2 separate regions of the Homo sapiens genome follow, and region 1 is linked to region 2. A link is a loop called in an ENCODE intact Hi-C map of the cell type or tissue named here. Cell type or tissue: adrenal gland. All regions are shown on one strand. Links, peaks and the distances in the headings refer to the core of each region. The heading gives the core; the rest is flanking DNA.

What was found. Peaks named below come from ENCODE experiments on the same cell type or tissue, not always from the same donor. Only the 100,000 strongest peaks of a DNase experiment are listed, where the experiment ranks them.
Region 1: it touches region 2 in a loop (2.0-fold over the local background); 17 of 110 quality-filtered maps call a loop at or near these places.

What each region holds. Positions count from the first base shown.
Region 1 is chr22:38,513,565-38,516,473 of GRCh38, reverse strand. It overlaps a transcript of DMC1 not described here. Among named protein-coding and RNA genes, the nearest start is that of DDX17, 8.7 kb to the right of the region's middle. RefSeq lists a cis regulatory region at 1,494-1,902. In adrenal gland, for the core only: no CTCF peak of the experiment used is centred there; no DNase peak of the experiment used is centred there.
Region 2 is chr22:38,654,915-38,657,823 of GRCh38, reverse strand. It overlaps FAM227A (family with sequence similarity 227 member A), which reads left to right and starts at 1,432. Exons shown (of 17, transcript NM_001013647.2): 1 at 1,432-1,704. CBY1 (chibby 1, beta catenin antagonist) reads right to left here and starts at 1,186. Exons shown (of 5, transcript NM_015373.4): 1 at 1,074-1,186. In adrenal gland, for the core only: no CTCF peak of the experiment used is centred there; DNase peaks (open chromatin) are centred at 332 and 1,343; H3K4me3 peaks cover 1,778 bases; H3K27ac peaks cover 1,490 bases.

The sequences.
Region 1 (2,909 bases), core at 152-2,651, 140 kb after region 2:
CAGCCCAGAGTCTTTTAGTAGGGACAGAAATAAAACTCTCAAGACTTGAAATTCAGAGAATTTTTCTGGGTTAAGCAGAGTACCCCTGACGAAGGACAATTTACCAAGAAGTGGGCATTTGGGTTGGAAAACAGGGCCCAAAACAAAGGCCTAAAGTTCAGTGGAGAAGCTGGTTTCAATATGGCATCTGGCTAAGGCTGGAAATCTCTCTGGGTCCAGCCACTCTTACATGTCCTGCTTTGGAGAACAGTGGCTGAGTGTTAGAATGTGAACTAAAAAGCTGTAACTTGGGGCCCAACTTTGGGACAGAACTGCAGATTATGCAGGTATCTGGGCCAGCAGGAAAATCACCAGTGCCCACTGAGCTTTTCTAGGCCGGGGTTCAATTTGTTTCCTGTGAGCAAAGGACCATGGCTTTCCAGTCCTCCACTCTCCATTTGAGTGTAGACATAGGTCTGGTCTATTTCTGGCCTATATAGGGGAGAGGAGCACTCAAAAAAGAGGGTTTATTGGTTAGGACTCTTTTGGTTGCAAGCCACAGAAACATACTGTTACCAGAAAAGGGTCCTAATCCAGACCCGAGAGAGTTCTTGGACCTCACCCAAGAAAGAATTTGGGGTGAGTCCATAGAGTAAAGCAAAAACAAGTTTGTTTGTTTATTTATTGATTGATTTTTGAGATGGAGTCTTCCTCTGCTACCCAGGCTGGGGTGCAGTGGCGCAATCTTGGCTCACTGCAACCTCCACTCCCAGGTTCAAACGATTCTCCTACCTCAGCCTCCCAAGTAGCTGAGATTGCAGGCGCCCGCCACTACACCCGGCTAAGTTTTGTATTTTTAGTAGAGACGAGGTTTCACCATGTTGGCCAGGATGGTCTCGAAATCCTAACCTCAGGTGATCCACCCACCTCAGCCTCCCAAAGTGCTGGGATTACAGGCATGAGCCACCGTGCCCTGCTACTTTCTTTTTCCCTTTTTTCTTTCTTTTTTTTTTTTTTTGAGAGGGATTTCATTCTTGTTGCCCAGGCTGGAGTGCAATGGTGCAATCTCTGCTCATTGCAACCTCCGCCTCCTGAGTTCAAGTAATTCTGCTTCAGCCTCCCAAGTAGCTGGGGTTACAGGCATGCCTAACCTCGCCTGGCTAATTTTTTGTATTTTTAGTAGAGATGGAGGTTTCACCATGTTGGTCAGGCTGGTCTTGAACTCCTGACCTCAGGTGATCCACCTGCCTCGGCCTCCCAAAGTGCTGCGATTACAGGCGTGAGCCACTGCACCTGGCCCCGGCTACTTTCTTAATAAACTTGCCTTCAGGCTAGGCACAGTGGCTCACGCCTGTAATCCCAACACTTTGGGAGGCTGAGGTGGGCAGATCACGAGGTTAGGAGTTCAAGACCAGCCTGACCAACAAGGTGAAACCCCATCTCTACTAAAAATACAATAATTAGCCGGGCATGGTGGCTGGCACCTGTAGTCCCAGCTACTCGGGAGGCTGAGGCAACAGAATCTGTCTCAAAAAAAAAAAAAAAAAAAGAATAAAAAAATGGCTATTCCATAGGCAGAGCAGCAGCATGGGCTGCTTGACTGAGTATACTTACGGTTAGTTCTTGAGCATGTGCTAAACAAGGGGCAGATTATTCATGAATTTTCCAGGAAAGGAGTGGGCAATTCCCGGAACTGATGGTTCCTCTCCTTTTAGACCATACAGGATAACTTCCTGACGTCATGGCATTTGTAAACTGTCATGGCGCTGGTGGGAGTGTCTAGCATGCTAATGCACTATAATTAGTGTATAATGAGCAATGAGGACAACCAGAGGTCACTTTCATTGCCACCTTGGTTTTGGTAGGTTTAGGGCAGCTTATTTACCTATCCTGTTTTATCAGCAAGGTCTTTGTGACCTGTATCTTTGTGACCTCCTGTCTCATCCTGTGATTAAGAATGCCTGGTGGCTCACACCTGTAATCCCAGCATTTTGGGAGGCTGAGGTGGGCAGATCACGAGGTCAGGAGATCTAGACGATCCTGGCCAACATGGTGAAACCCGTCTCTACTAAAAATACAAAAATTAGCTGGGCGTCATGTTGCATGCCTGTAGTCCCAGCTACTCCAGAGGCTGAGGCAGAAGAATCGCTTGAACCCGGGAGGTGGAGGTTGCAGTGAGCAGAGATCATGCCACTGCACTCCAGCCTGCAACTCCATCTCACAAAAAAAAAAAAAAAAAAAAAAAAAAGAATACCTAACCTCCTGGGAATGCAGGCCAGTAGGTCTCAGCCTTATTTTACCCAGCCACTATTCAAGATGGAATCCCTCTGGTTTGAACACCTCTAACAATGCTAGCAAATGCAAGACAAGGAATTCAGTGGCTCACGAAACTGAAAAATCCAGAGGAAGAGCTGACTTCAGCCACAGGTGAAGCCAAGGTGTCGACAGCAGCCTCAGGACTCGATCTTGCTGCCTCCATCTCCTGCTCTGCTGATTTCCGTGCTGCTATTGTTTTCAAACAGGCCTTCCCCACACAGTAGCCAAGTTACTGCTTCTAACTTTGGTGGGATGCATCAAGTTAGAAAACTCACTAGGAACATGCCTTTTTCCTCATAGATTATTCATTCTGGGCCAGGCGCAGTGGCCCGCGCCTATAATCCCAGCACTTTGAGAGGCCGAGGAGGGCGGATCACCTGAGGTCAGGAGTTCAAGGCCAGCCTGGCCAACATGGCGAAACCCCAACAAAAAAATTAGTCGGGTTTGGTGGTGCGCACCTGTAATCCCAGCTACTCAGGAGGCTGAGGCAAGAAAATCGCTTGAACCGGATAGTCGGAGGTTGCAGTGAGCCGAGATGGTGCCACTGCACTCCAGCCTGGGCAACAAGAGTGAAACTCCGTCTCAGAAAAAAGAAAAGAAAAAAGAAAGAGAGA
Region 2 (2,909 bases), core at 273-2,772:
TCCCCACTGATGCTAACTGCACTGGGCCTGAGCACATGGGCTGGACACAACAAGTTTAGGGGCCTGGCTCTCCCCTTCAGTTGCCTGCTAGACCTTGGCCCAGCTGCTTTACTTCTCGGGCTTTAACTGGGCACCTTACTCATGACCGCACTAATTCTCATAACACTACAGCTGGGAGCTGTCATCCATGTATTACAGATGAGGAAGGGTCTGGATTAGCTACCTTTTAAGTCAGATCTAATAATCCACAAACAGCTCAGCTGAGATCCTGGGATTCTGGGGCATCCGCGTGCACTTGAGATACAAGCTGTCCCACTGGCCCATGGCAACCTTCTTTCTAGTGAAACTCCCAGGGCGAGCGTGCTCCGCACACAGGAAGTGAAGGGGGAGCACCTGGCTTCCAATGATCACTCTGCGGCTCACCCACAGTGGGACCCCAGCATTTATCCCCCTTGGACTTCGGCTTCTTTCTTTGCACTGAGGAATAATAATAGTACCTGGCTCACAAGATGTTATAGTGTTTTAGTGTTTATAGGAAGCTGTGCACTTGATCCTCACAACGACCCTGGGAAGAGGATCGAGTAAGTAGAGCCTTCCCAGTCCACAGATACTGATACTAATCACTAATCATTGTGTAAAGGTTTTCCGTTTGCAACAGGCCATAAAATATATTATCTTACTTTAATTCTAAGAAAACAAGGGCGGAATCTCTGGTTTTCATCGGATTCTCAAAGATATACGTGTCCCCCAAGGAGTTCAGAGGTAGCCATGTTACGCAGATGCACGGCCCCCAGGGCTGTCGGACTCAAGTAACAGCTGTCAACAAACGTTCACACGCACGATCTCATGCAATCATCTTCACGGCGACCTACGGGGAGGAATTACCGCCCCAATTCACAACCGCGGAGACACACAGAGGAGGGCGGCCACCGCCCGGGGTCGCCCGGCCTCCGTCCCCTTCCCCAGGCCCTCCTGAAGCCTCTCTCCAGGCGAGGCCCGGACGTCCTACTCAGCTCGGGCCCCCGAGTGAACCCAGGCAGCGCTGGCCGGCGACGCCGGACTCGGAGACGTACCTGACGCGTCCCAGAAGCCGGGGTCCAAGCGCTCCCCGAACCCCCAGCAAGGACTCTGTAGCCCAGAGTTACCTTGACCCACCCGCCTCCTGCCGCCTGCCCGCCACGCGCATGCGCTGCCCCGCCCGGCCTCTACCACCGAGGAAAGGGGTAACCGGCGCGGGGGTTCCCAGCGCCAGCCTGCGCCAATCCCCAGAAACTCCGTGAATCACCTCGGGATAGCAAACGGATTATACAAAGGCAGTGTCTTCTGGGGTCCTTTTCATGCCTCTAGGACCAGGACCTGCATTCACCCTCTCCACTGACACATTGGTCTGGGCCCCCGGCCCGGCTGTCACCATAGAAACGGCATCTCGCGGACAACGCGGCGGCTCACGAAGGTTCCATTGTTATGCTAAACGGGAAAGTGGAGACCGCGCCGGCGTTGCCTAGAGAACGCCTGGACTCAGAGTAGCAAAATGGGCCTCTCCCCAACTCCCCTCCTCATCCCCCAGCACAAGGCAAAGGGCACCCCTTGCTGTGAGTTTGGGGGCACCGGCTGTCGGGGGCCGACCCAGAACTTTGCGGGGTCCCCTGAGGGACCCGTGGCGGGACCGGCCCCGGGTTCGTCAAATTCCGCCGATGCTTTCAGGTAAGACGGACGGACAGACGCACCATGACCCACCTCTGGCAGCCTGCCCCCTCCCCGTGCCGTTATGGCGGCTTCTACAAGCAAGGGAAGCTGAGGCCCAGGGACTACTTAAAGGTTGCATTGTGAGGAAGGGACAGAGAACTACTGGAGAATCAACTCCAGATCTCCTAGAGTCCTAAAAGCGTGTGTTATTGGTTCCGTCTGATAAGTGCAGAAACTTAGGCCGTTCAAGGAGTTTACCGGCTGCCTAGTGGGTGTATCAGGGCATCCAGTGAGGGGCAGGACCCAGGGGTCTTTGACTCCAAGCGCAGTTCTCTTCCAACTACACCACCCTGCATTAAAAGAGGGGAGACTTCCATGTCCTAGAACTAAAATCTTCACAATCTGGCTTAGCATTGTGCAATAGAAACATAAAGCAGGCCACATATGTGATTTGGAATTTTCTAGTAGCCACATTTTTTAAAAAGTAAAAAAGAAAGCCAAGTGAAATTAATTTGAGTAATGTTTTAAACTCCATATGTCCAAAACATTACTATTTCAAGATATAATCAGTATTTCTAAATTTGCACTGCTTCCATTTAAAAATTTAATTTTTTTTTTTTTTAAGACAGAGTCTCACTCTGTTGCCCAGGCTGGGATTGCAGTGGCATGATCTCGGCCTCCCGGGTTCAAGCGATTCTGCTGTGTTCACCTCCCAAGTAGCTGGAATTACAGGCACCCACCACCATGCCCGGCTAATTTTTTGTATTTTTAGTAGAGATGGCGTTTCACCATGTTGGCCAGGCTGGTCTCGAACTCCTGACCTCAGGTGATCTGCTTGACTCGGCCTCCCAAAGTGCTGGTATTACAGGTGCGGGCCACTGCGCCTGGCCAAAATTTGAATTAATTAAAATTAAAATTTTACTCTTGGCTGTTCTATCTATGGAGTAGCCATTCTTTTATTGCTTTACTTTAAAAAAATTTTACTTTTTTTTTTTTTCGAGACAGAGTCTCGCTCTGTCGCCCAGGCTGGAGTGCAGTGGCATGATCTTGGCTCACTGCAACCTCCGACTCCTGGGTTCACGCCATTCTCCTGCCTCCGCCTCCCAAGTAGCTGGGACTACAGGCGCCCGCCACCATGCCAGGCTAATTTTTTTTTTGGTATTTATTTATTTATTTATTTATTTATTTTAGATGGAGTCTCGCACTGTCGCCTAGGCTGGAGT